2 separate regions of the Homo sapiens genome follow, and region 2 is linked to region 1. Evidence: read pairs that join two places in POLR2A ChIA-PET (ENCODE). Cell type or tissue: GM12878. All regions are shown on one strand. Each heading gives the region's core, and the rest is flanking DNA. Links, peaks and the distances in the headings are about the cores only.

Evidence for each region. ChIA-PET counts read pairs that join two places held together with the same protein. Peaks named below come from ENCODE experiments on the same cell type or tissue, not always from the same donor. Only the 100,000 strongest peaks of a DNase experiment are listed, where the experiment ranks them.
Region 2: POLR2A ChIA-PET joins it to region 1 with 5 read pairs; 2 of 35 experiments call an interaction of 5 or more read pairs at or near these places.

The regions. Positions count from the first base shown.
Region 1 is chr2:43,309,834-43,316,197 of GRCh38, forward strand. The region is part of intron 31 of THADA (THADA armadillo repeat containing); the gene reads right to left. Among named protein-coding and RNA genes, the nearest start is that of LINC01126, 86 kb to the left of the region's middle. In GM12878, for the core only: no CTCF peak of the experiment used is centred there; no DNase peak of the experiment used is centred there; H3K27ac peaks cover 279 bases.
Region 2 is chr2:43,070,131-43,076,494 of GRCh38, forward strand. It overlaps LOC107985876, which reads right to left. Exons shown (of 3, transcript XM_047446566.1): 3 at 1-2,430. It overlaps LOC124907756 (a long non-coding RNA gene), which reads left to right and starts at 3,499. Exons shown (of 2, transcript XR_007086299.1): 1 at 3,499-3,723. In GM12878, for the core only: no CTCF peak of the experiment used is centred there; no DNase peak of the experiment used is centred there.

The sequences.
Region 1 (6,364 bases), core at 822-5,821:
AACCTATTAGAGCTAATAAGTTTGTTCAGTAATGTTGCAGGATAAAAGATCAATATACAAATATCAATTGTAGCTCTATACAGTAGCAATGAACAATCCACAAATGAAATTAAGAAAATAATTCTATTTATAACAGCATCAAAAAGAATAGGAACAAATTATTTAATGAAAGATGTGCATGAAGTATATGTGCACTGAAAACTATAAAACACCCACTGAAATAAATTAAAGAGACCTAAATAAATGGAAAGACATCCAGTGTTTGTGGATTTAAAGACATCATATTGTTATGATGGCAGTACTCTTCAAATTGATCTACAGATTTAATGCAATCCCTATCAAGATTCCAGCTGGCTTTTTCTTTCCTCCCTCCCTCCCTCCCTCCCTTTCCCGCCCCCCCCCCAAACAAGCTGATCCTAAAATTCATGTGAAAATGCAAGGAACCCAGAATAGGCAAAGCAATGTTGAAAAATGAAGAAAGAGGACTCACACATCCTGATTTCAAGTTACTATGAAGTAATGATAATCAAGACAGTGTGCTCCTGGCATAAGGATAGATACATAGATCAATGGAATACAATTAAGAATCGAGAAACAAACCCCTAATTTATGGTCAACTGACTTTTTGACAAGGGTGCCATGACAATTCAATGGGGAAAGGATAGTCTTTTTGAAATACAGTGCTAGGACAAATGGATAGTCACATATGCCAAAGGAATGAGGCTGAATCTGTACCTCCTATCAGATATAAAAATTAACTCAACATGGATCATAAACTTATGAACTAAAACTGTAAAACTTCCAGAGGAAAACATGGGTGCAAATCTTTGTGACTTTGGATTAGGCAATTATTTTAGACATGAAATCAAATGCACAAGCAATAAAAAACAGATACAATGGACTTCAAAACTAAAAACTTTTGTCCATCAAAGGATATTATGAAGACAGTAAAAATCCACAGAAAGGGAGAAAATATTTGCAAACTGTGTGTCTTATAAGGGATTAATATCTTGGACATAAAAAGAACCCTTACAACTTGAGAATAAAAAGAGAAATAACTCGGCTGGGCGCGGTGGCTCACGCCTGTAATCCCAGCACTTTGGGAGGCTGAGGCAGGCAGATCACCTGAGGTAGCGAGTTCGACACCAGCCTGGTTAACATGGTGAACTCCTGTCTCTACTAAAAATACAAAATTAGCCAGGTGTGGTGGCACATGCCTGTAATCCCAGCTACTTGGGAGGCTGAGGCAGGAGAATCGCTTGAAACCGGGAGGCGGAGGTTGCAGTGAACCGAGATCGTGCCATTGCACTCCAGCTTGGGCAACAAGAGCGAAACTCCGTCTCAAAAAAAAAAAAGAGACAACTCACTTAAAAATGCGCAAAGGATCTGAAGAGACCGTTCTTTGAAGATATATAAATGACCAACTAGCACTAGAAAAGATGCTCAAACTCATTAGTCATTAGGGAAATGCAAATCAAAAGCACAATTAGATCCCAGCACTAGGATGGCTATTAATAAAACAGATGGACAGTAAGAGTTGGTAAGGATATTGAGAAACTGGAAACTTCATACACTGGTGGTAAAAATGTAAGATGGTTGCAGACTCTTTGGAAACAATTTAGCAATTCTTCAAAAAGTTAAACTTAGAGTTGGCATATGGCCCAGACATTCCACTTCTAGGTAAATACCCAAGAGAATTGAAAACACAGGTCCCAGCAAAAACTTGCCCATGAATGCTCATAGCAGCATTATTCATAACAACCCAAAAGTGAAAACAACCCAAATGTCCATCAAACTGATGAATGGATAAACAAAATGTGATATCTATATACTGGAATATTATTCAGCCATAAAAAGAACAAAATGACCAACATGGATGAACCTTCAAAACATGTTAAGTGAAAGAATCCACACATGAAAGGCCACAAAGGTATGATTCCATTTACATGAAATATCTTAAATAGACTTTCAAAAACTACTTGCATAAAAATTTAACTGACATGGGCAACTACTTTCAGATTATCTGTGATGTGCAGCTGGAGCTGGGAAAGGCAGGAACAGAGAACACTGAAACCACAGATGTGGCCGGTCATGGTGGCTCATGCCTGTAATCCCAGCACTTTGGGAGGCCGAGGCAGGAGGGCTGCTTAAGCCCAGAAGTTTGAGACCAGCCTAGGCAACAAAGGGAGACCTCTCTCTACAAAATAAAAAATTAAAAACAAAAACAGAAAAACCACTAGGTTGGCATAGTGGCATGCGCCTGTGGTCCCAGCTACTCAGGAGGCTGAGGCAGGAGGATCACTTGGGCCCATGAGGTTGAGGCTGCAGCGAGCCATGACTGTGCCACTGCACTCCAGCCTGGGTGACAAAGCTGCAAAAAAAAAAAAAAAAGAAATCACAGATGTTCTGAGACCCTAGTTGTTGACTAGAACGGTATTTCACTCCTGGGATGAAAATGTGGGTAGAAGGTTTCATGACACGGTTCTGCCACAGACACAACTCTCACATTATATGAGGCCTTTAACTTTGGTCACAGAAATGGACGGTGAATAAGGAGTCAGGAAAGCTCACCCTTTTCACTAACCAGCTGTGTAACCTTGGGTAAGTCACTTAAATTGCTATGATCTCTAAACTAAATTTCTAAAGAATTGTGGGCCTCTGTACTCAGCGCAAGGTTTGGAATTAACAGAGTAAACACCACGTTAACCTAGCAATCTAATAACATACCCTATATTATTCTGACTTCTGAAAGACAGCTAGGAAACATCTGTTATTTTAGAAGCTCACTGTTCCCTGGGAAAGATAATTTTGGCACAAGCAGCAGTTCAGATGACAGTTCCAGTGTTTTGGGGAAAACCAACTAATTTATTGACAACAAAGCCTGTTTTTTTTTTTTTTTTTTCCTCCTCCTTAAAATTTCATAGCTATAGGCCCAGAAATACAAAGTCCCCAGAAGACTCTAAAAATATGTTCTCAATTCCTTTTTATTTCCCACCCAGAGCTGAGAAAACAGCACCAACTGTGTCATATTAAACACATCTGCATCCAACACTGATAAAGTGCATGACCGAGGAACAGATAAGAATTGTTTTCAATTTGTTAAAATGGAAATAGTTAAATTTAACCTAATTAGACTAAATAATCAAAGCAGGTGTTTGTAAGATGCCAGTGTTTGTTTTCATTCTCTGTAACTGTTCAGCTATATTTCCCAGGAACTTAGGTAAAGGAAATTAATATGTCATAAAAATCACTGACCTATTTATTCATGTCACATATGTATTATTCATGTTTTAGGCAGTACAAATACAGGGCATTGTTGAACATTTCTCACAGATTTTACCATTTAAGCATCATCAACATCTAAGCTGGCCTGCAGAGGGGCTTATGTTACCTAACTTCCATTATATAAATACAAGCAGTAATAAATGAGAGCCTGTCTTCTAATCGTACACTGATCTACAGAGCGCACTGACTTGGCATTTAGACTATTTAGGGTTTCTGACTCCACTTGCACAAGCTGGTCACTTTTAAGACATTTAAAAGAAAAATAATAACAATAATAAAAGTTATATTCCAGTTAAAACAAAATGTTTATTGCACTTGGCAGAGTGATGAGATCTGAACTATAAATATCAACTAACAAAGAAACCACAAAATGTAGTCACCAGCAGCCTGGTATTAGGAAGTGTTTTGTGCAGTGGCCATAGGTCCACTTTCCAAGGGAAAAAGGGCAGGTGGCTGCCCGGGAGCAGTCAAGCGTGCTCTTTCTAATAACACGCTCCAGTCCTGGGTAGGCTCTCGTATTATTCCACACACCCTCAGGATGGGAAACAGAAACACAAGCAAGAAAGGCCCCATAAAAGCCTGTGACGTGGAAGCTCCTGAAAAGGGGGTCCCTTCTCTGTGGCCTGGGCATTCTGCAGCAGGGACAGAAGCCTGGGAAGTTGAGTCCACGAAGAGGGTTCTCGGACTCCCTTCCCTAAGCGAGTGACTGATGTTTCCTGACTCTGGCCCTGGTTGTGCCGTGAGGCCACAGTGAGGGCAGCTGGAGAGCTCAGGATCTGCCACCTTAGCACACATGGGATGTTAGGCACTTCTCGCTATGCCTCAGTTTCTGTGGTCTCATGAAGGAACATTAGTACTTTCTTCATTAATGCACATAAAATGCTTGGCAGTGCTTGGCATAGAGATAGATGCTCAATAAATGTTGGCCACTATTATTATAGCCCCCTACAAACAAGGAGGATGAGATTGAAAACAATGTTTCCTAAAAATGAGGGTATAATGGGCATCCTATCCATATTTCAGGGGTAGGAAAACAGCCTTCTGAGATCATTTATATGAAGGGTATGGATGGACAAATCCTTATCAGCCTAAAATATTCCTATCTATGATTGCTATGTCATTTCTTTAGGATTAATCAATCCTCTTCATGAGTCATATTTCAATATATTACACATACACATAATTATAAAAGAACCAAGTTGCATAAAATTTATAAAATGGAGACTAGGAAAGGAAAAACCCGCTCATAAAACCCAACAAGAGAGCTTAAAATGAAAGTCTGAAAGTGCAGGTAGGTATTTGTTTAAATACTTGGTAAAAGAAAATGTTCAATTCAGTAGCTGTGACAGACACAATTTTAAGGGGTGTGGGCATAAGAGAAACAGAAAGTCCATCTGTCAAAGGGGTAAATATTTAGTCAAGTCTTAGATAGTATTTCTGTAAACAGAAATTTCAATGGAAAATTTCCAACCTGAGAGCAAATAATTTAAGATGGGTTTAATATAAGAATTAAAGCTCTCGTCTCCATGTCGCTGCCCAGCCTGAGACCCAGCCCTCTGAGTCCTTGTGGCAGTTCGGCTTTTTCTTTCTTGTTCCCTCAACTACAACTGGACACTATAATTTTCTTTCCATTCCAGCAGGAAACTGATATATACTAACGATGACAGCTGGATTCAGAAGAGGAAAAAGAACACAGGGGACAGAGAGTCCTTGTGGGTTTAAAACTCAAAACAAAACCCCCAGATTTGAAAATTTTAAAACCTAGTTAATGGCTGAGGAAACCTCAAATGATTGGGAAGCACTATGATAAAAGTTTGAATTACATAAAACACATCATTATCTTAAGCTTTTCTAATAATCTTCTCTGCCTTTCTCCTTCACTGTTTTTCTCCTTGTTTATGCCCCTAGCCCTTCAACGTGGTTCTAAGACATGTCAGAGGTAGGAACAGCCTTCCAAGGCCATTTACAGAATAGGACTGGAGAGGGGATGAGCAGATGCTCCTCCATCCAAAAAAGTTTCCCTGAAATTGTTATTACTTCATTTCCTTTGGAATAATCAATCCCTTTCAAGATTCATATTTAAATACATTTAATTTAAACATATGTATATACACATAATGAAACAGAATTATGTTTCATAAAATTAGTAAAATAGAAAATAAGAGAAGGAATCTCCCCTGTAATCCCACCATTCTAAAATAATTCCTTTTACCATAGCGCTGGCTTTCATTCTAGTCTGTTCCTCCATTCCCCACTCCCTACCTCCCAAACCCCTAATATTGATTATCAAAATGGCTGGGCAAAAGCAAAGTGAATGCATCTCCAGTTACATTCTTTTTTTTTCTTTTTTTTCTTTTTTTTAGAGACAGGATCTTGCTCTGTCACCCAGGTTGGACTGCAATGGTGTGATCACAGATCACTGCAGCCTTGAACTCCTGGGTTGAAGGGATCCTCCTGCCTCAGCATCCTGAGTATCTGGGACTCTACAGGCACATAACACCATGTCCAGCTAATTAAAAAAAAAATTCTGTAGAGATGGAGTCTTGCTATGTTGCCCAGGCTTATCTCGAACTCCTGGCCTCAGGCAATCCTCCTGCTTTGTCCTCCCAAAGTGCTGGGATTATAGGCGTGAGCCACTGCATCCAGCCAGTTACATTATTTTGGAGTGACACTAGGAACTTGGTTCCATAAGGGTCCTAAAAATCCTGTAAGGATGAGGGCAGAGAAAGAAATGTCACATTGTCTTAAAAACCACACAGTCCTACTCTCTGTCTTAGATCGTCCAATGAACTCCTTTGTCTACAGGGTCAAATTGAGGCTCCTTGGACTTTGGCCTGTGAATGAGGCCTTCCATGACTGAGTTTCTGCCTCCTCAGCCTCACCAGTCACACCTGCCTGGCCTTGAACCCAACACCCCAGTTGCCATGTCCCTAGTGCTCTGAAGGCTGTGCTTGATTTGTGCCCTTACAGCTTTGGCCATGCTTCTACCTCTGTCTGTAATACCTACCTCCACCTTGCCCATCCTGGTGAATCCCTACCCACTGTCAAAACTCTGTTCAACCACTTCCTCTTCAAGGAA
Region 2 (6,364 bases), core at 761-5,760, 240 kb before region 1:
TGCCCTGCCTCAGGGCTGTCCCCTGTTGGAGACACTGCACCTGCCCTGGGAGCCTCAGCCCAAAGAGGCTCAGGCAGGAAGTCTCCAGGCCACTGGGATCTGGGTGACCAGGCACATGGCCAAGAGCTGGAGATCGTCACACCCAGCTCAGCTGGGGGAAGCCCAGTGACCCATTCAATGAAGGTTTCCTCTGGGGACACAGCACTGGAGTTTGCAAGCTGCAGGCCCAGGAGGAGGAAAGGCCTGCTTCCGCCCAGCTCCGTCCCACCCCACCTCCACCCAGCCCCACCAGCCTTTCCTCATACGTGGGGTTAACACTACCCCACTTCTTGGCCGAAGAAACTGAGGCACAGAGGGCTGGTGTATTTGAAGGGAGTGGAGAGTGAGCATCCGAGGGAGTAGCTTCAAGGGGCTCCAATGGTGTGATTTGTTGGAAAAGTGGTGTTTTCTTAAAAATTGATATGTGTTTTGCATCTTCCTTCATAATATACACATGGCTACTTCAATATAAAAATGATGGTGCTTTTCTTCCTACAGTCTGGCAAACCTGATGCTCTCCAGGATGAGCCATGCTTGTCCTGCAGCATCTGGAACCTCTGGCACAACCCTGTGTACCCATACAGTCCACATCCACAAGAGAGAGAAGCCCGGGTGGGGGCCTGTCCCCTAGAGTCAGCTCATGACAAAGTGGACCTGAACCCAGGCCCCGCGCTTTCTTGGGGGGCATAATATGTATGAAGAGGGTTCTGTTACTGCTCGTGCCTCTCCTTAGGTGCCCCATTTCCACCTCATGGAAAACCAGAGGTGGGGGGAGGCTGCTCCTCCTTCCACAGGGCAGACACAGCTGTGGCTCAAAGCCGAGCCCCCGAGGGGCGATTGTCCGGCTCCAGATCTGGACATGGGCAAAGACTGACACAGCTTTTGTTTTCTCCTCCTTCTGCAACCTTCACTTCCTCTCCTTTTTCTGATGGAAACTTCTATCATAGCAGCGGCTTCTTCCAGCTCCTGAGAGGGGCAGGCGTGGGCAGCAAAGGGCTCCCAGCCCCAAGCATAGCCTGGGGTGTGACGAGGGCCTCAGGCGCCAGGCTAATGGCTAAGAGGTGGCAGTGAAAATCCAGGGGTCAGGCCTCTCTCTCCCATGGCCCCTGAAAGAGCAGGAGTCAGGGAGCAGAGGCCAAAGGGGTGGACAGCTAGAGAAAGGGAGGGGCGAGCTGCAGGACAGCTGCCCTTGGAGGGCAGGAGGCAGCTCCACTCAGCTTGAACTCAGAGGAGGAGCTTTAGAACCAGGGCAGAGGGAGGAACATAAATCTCTGGACCTCAGCAGCCCAGCGGAGCGAGTTGGGGTTGCTGGGTGGTTCTTGCACCTCTTCTGCAAAGCCTCCCCACTTTTCCCTTCTAATGGCTGATGGTAATTTCAGAGACAAACAGCCCAGGATCGCTGATGGCATGGTAAATGCTTGCTTCCCGTCCCAACTCCCACCCTCTCAGGGTGGGGGACAGGTTTAGGGGGAAGTGTTATTCAAAAGAAAACCCAGGTTCTGGTGAGAATGCCTCCATTTCCAAGAAATGTGGGAAACATTTGGAGTTGTTTCAGTCCCCGATCAAATTTCTGTGCTCAGCATTCCCAGCCAGGCCCAGAACATTTTTGTTAGAGTCCCCTCTTCCCCTCTTTCCCCACTTTGCACACAGCCAGCTGCGCGGCTCAAGTTCCAGCCTGGGATGTGCAAGGCGGCGGCTCAGCCCTTTCTGCCAGTGGGAAAGGAGGAGTTTCATTCCAAGGCTTACGGCCAGTTACATTGACCACTTATTCCAAACTCCAGCCTTAAGGAAAACCAAATTCCCACGAGTCTCGCCTCTCCCCAACTCTCCACCCCTTGCCTACTCCTTGCCTACCTCCACCCTATCTTCTGGGTCACAGGTATATACATACATAGGTCTCCTGGCCTAGAGATTGCCAAACTGCAGCATAGTCACCAAGGAGGCCTGAGTCTCAGGAAGGGGCACGGAGAGAAACCTGCTCTACCTATCTGTGAACTTGATACCACAGTTCTGGACATGCACTGAGAAAAGATGGGTTTGTCCATCCAAAATGCAGTAAGCCATGAAGGAGTTCAGCATCTGATCCAGGTAGCCTCCGTGTCCGGCTGATGGGCTGAGGGAGGACACTAGAATGGCCAGGCTCCCGTGGCTGGATTCCAGCAAGCCTTTCATAGCGTCCTCTGCCATGCAGGCCTGGAGGGTGAAGCAGTTCAGGTTGCAGGCTTTGTGACTCCTCAGGCGCTGGGCCTTGAGGCCTGCCTGTGGTGGTGTGGCGAGAGCTTCTTACACAGCTTTGGTCCTGGCCCCTTCGACATGTTTATCAGGAACTTGGGTGGATATGTGGCTGGTAGAATTTGCAGACCATCCAAGCTGAGAAGAGTGGGAAATGCACTGAATAATAAAATTGGGATCCAAAAAGATTTGGTCAGGCTGGGTGGATAGGCCACATTTAAAGAGATGAGTCTGAAGGGGATTCAGTGTAAGGATCTGCTTGTGGAATCCAAGAAATCCACAGCATCAGCACAGGTTAAAAGAAAAAAAAAATGAAAGATTTTAGATATTCAGATGAGTGCCATTTAACTGTGAAATGTGTCCGCGCTAAACAGTGGTGTGATCTTCAGGTGCATTAAGGGAAGTCCTGTTTCGTGCCCATTTCTTGTGAGTCCTCTGACAACGCACGTCAACAACCTTTGGGGCTTGTTAAAAATTCAGACTTCTGGGCTGGGCGCGGTGGCTCACGCCTGTAATCCCAGCACTTTGGGAGGCCGAGGCGGGCGGATCACGAGGTCAGGAGATCGAGACCATCCCGGCTAAAACGGTGAAACCCCGTCTCTACTAAAAATACAAAAAATTAGCCGGGCGTAGTGGCGGGCGCCTGTAGTCCCAGCTACTCGGGAGGCTGAGGCAGGAGAATGGCGTGAACCCGGGAGGCGGAGCTTGCAGTGAGCCGAGATCCCGCCGCTGCACTCCAGCCTGGGCGACAGAGCGAGACTCCGTCTCAAAAAAAAAAAAAAAAAAAAAAAAAATTCAGACTTCTGTGCCCATCCCAGATTATTTAACTGAACTGTATAGGGATGGGGCCCCAGAATATGCATTTACAGCAACCTCCCAGGTGATTTTTGACAACACTTGCAGCTCTTTCTGTCATGCTGGACCCTCTTGCCAGGATTATCCTCCCTCTTGGCAAAGTAAGAGGGTGCCTGCCCAAAAAAGCTTCTCTCTCTGTTAAAAATTCCACTGGTGAAGCTTTGCTCCTTGGGTTAGGAGCTTGCCCCTAGAAGTGGTCTTGTCAGCAAAGATGTTAGAGGATAAAGACAGCTGGCTGATGGCCAAATTGTGTCTGGGGCCCCTGGGTGGAGACACAGGCTGAACTTCCCAGACAAGAAAAAGGCTTAATCATATTGCCCAAGGGCCATGATCTAGCTCAGCCTGAAGCCAGGGAGAGGCTGAGAAATAAGCCATTTGTTCTTTGCTGGCGTGGGAAGAGCTCGGGTTTTGGAGAAGCAGCGTGGACATTGGACTGTGACCCTGAACGTTGCCTTCAACTTCTCTGAGGCTCAGCCTCCTCCTCTGAGATACGTTCCTCACGCAGCTGTTGTGAGTAGATGAAATAATGTATGTAAAGCTCCACAAGGCTTCGGCATACAGGAGAGGCTCAATGCTGCTTGTTGAATGCATGAACAGGTAAGTACATAGTGAAATGGACAGATGGAAGAATGGACAGATGGATGGATGGACAGACAACCTCTGTGGACTCCTCTTCCTTACTTGCAGAAAATCAGCCTGTGCCTCTGAATTGATTATCCCCACAATCCTCCACCCCAGCCCCCCAGTGTAGTACCCTGACATCTCACAGATGTCTCGCTTTGGGGTCCAAGTCGTGCCTCCTAGGAAAAGCCCCTCTCCTTTCCCCATCCCTCTCCCCTTAGTGCCCTTTTCCAAGCCCCTATCTAACTCCAGGGCACTCCTGTCTGGCATTAGGTCTCAAATTCAGAGCAGGGGCATATCTCAAGGCACAACCTTGACTGGTTCCCCCCAGGTCCACCTACAGTTGCTACTGACTCCAGCTCCGTTCACCTTTCTGACCAGCTTGCAGGAGCAGCCCCATCTTCAGGCTGGCTAGGACTTGTGGAGGAAAATCAGCTGAGGGAGGCACAGATCCTGCCCTCTTGGAACTTGGAGTCCAGGAGGAAAAGGAGGACACTGTTAAAAGGCGGTCACCACTGAATGTGAGAAAGCATTCCTAGCTGGCAGAATTAGGGAAGACTGCATGAAGGGGGCCACATTTGGATCTTCAAGACCTGATCCATTTGGGCATGCAGAGTTGGGGAAAAGCATTCCAAGAAGGAATAGCCTAAGCAAAGGCAGAGAGGGCCAAGTAGAAGATGGTTGTGTCTGGCAGGAGCATGGGTGAGGGGAGGTGGACCAGGAGAGCCCAGATCCATTTGGGAAAACCATTGTCCAAGACCATGAATGCCGAACTGAGGCATTAACTTGACTCCTTGAATGTCAATCCAAGCAGAAGCAGGGGCTGTAGTCTGCCTGTGGCCTCTATCCCTCTCCCCTAGGGGATCTAGTCACAACCTCTCTCTGTACCCTGCTACTGTTCTCCCAGCAGGCATCCCTGAGCTCTGGCCTGGGTGCCCAGGGAAAGGGTCATTCACTGAGCCTTCCATGATTCATGGCAGCTCAGTGGGCCATCTTTTCTGGGGCCATCTGCATTTACAAAGCAGCACAGACTCTGTCCATCACTGGTTCCAAGGAGTGAATGGAGGAAGTTCAGGCCTTACACAGGCTGTTGGGGGTATAAGGCCCGAACTTACTCCTGAGTGTTGTCTGCTGATACCTGTGTAAGGGTGAGGGGCTACTCAGCCCCAGACACATGCTGTCAGTCCTTTGGTTGTAGGCCACCCTCTCTTCCTCCTCTACTCCCTACAGCCTGCAAGTGGCAGGTCTGGCCTCTGCACTTTCCCCAGCTAATCCAAGCCACACAGAGTGCAGCCAGCCCGCCAGCGAGTCTTGTTTCACTGGAATGTTGGCATCAAACTTGAGATCGGAAATGAACTCATTATCTGATTATTTTTATTTATGAAAATATAACTGCTCTGGGAGAGGCCTTTCTAAGTGGATGAGTAATTCTCTCCCCTTCACACACACATGCTCAGACTCATATGTTTAGACACACACATACTCAGAAACTCAGATATTCAGACCTCTCTTCAGACACACACACAGGCAGCCACATGTTCCTTTATGTACACACGCATCACATGGAGATGTGTGCTCTGGGTCTAATAACACCTTTGAGGACAGGGACCTTGCCTCTTTTATTTACTGTGGAATCTCCCATGGCACATAATAGGCAACAGTAAATATTTGCAGAATGATTGAATGAATGAATGAATGTCTAAGTCATAGATGCATGCACCCACACACACATTATTACTCAGACATACACACTTACATGCATACATATATATCTGGGCTCTCTCCCTCTCTGGAATAAAGTCAGTGAATCGCTAATTCTGCAGCCTGAAGTCTTCACACCATGAACTGCATCATGAAGGTACCATCCAGGACCTTCCAGTGGAGATGCCCGTTGGCAGTTCCCAGGAGGCCAAAGCAGCATTCCCCCTGACCCACTAAGGCCTCACCAGATGCTCACAGCCATCCCAGGCCTTGCCAACCTGAGACCAAATGTGTTGGTATGGCCAAGAAAGCCTGAGAGGGTTACTAAAGGCAAATTGTTTTCCAGGAATGTTCTCTGTGTGCTGCCCCCACTCATCCATGGCTGGCTCACTGGAAGGTCCTGGCATGGGGTCTTGGATGATACCAGCCCCCAGGCTCTGTCTCTCTCTCTCTCTCCTCCAGCTCACAGCCATGACTCAGGCTATTCAAGGCCTGCAAATGTCTCCCTGGGAGGGGACTGGGCCAGAGGCATGGCTGGTGGCCAGGCAGGGGTGAAGATCCCAAGAAAGAACTGCCTGGAGGCTGATCTCAGGGCAGAGCACCCAGCAGGTCCATAATGCTGAGCCCTGACTATCTCTACATTCCTCCCCACAGAGAGGGCAGTCTTTGTGTGGTCAGAAGAACTCTGGGCTAGAGGAAGACTCACCTGAGTTGACATCCCTGCTGGCCACATACTGGCCATGTGGCTTTGGACAGGTCACTAACCTGGAGCTTCAGTTGCCTCCAGCACCTTGTGCAATTGCATCCTTCCTGCCTTGCTGCCCCAGGCCCCATGCTTTCCTGACCTTCCTACCAGGCCTTGAAGAAGAGCCCGCAACTCCCTCCGTAGCATTTCAGGCCTCTTCAAGTGGCTCTT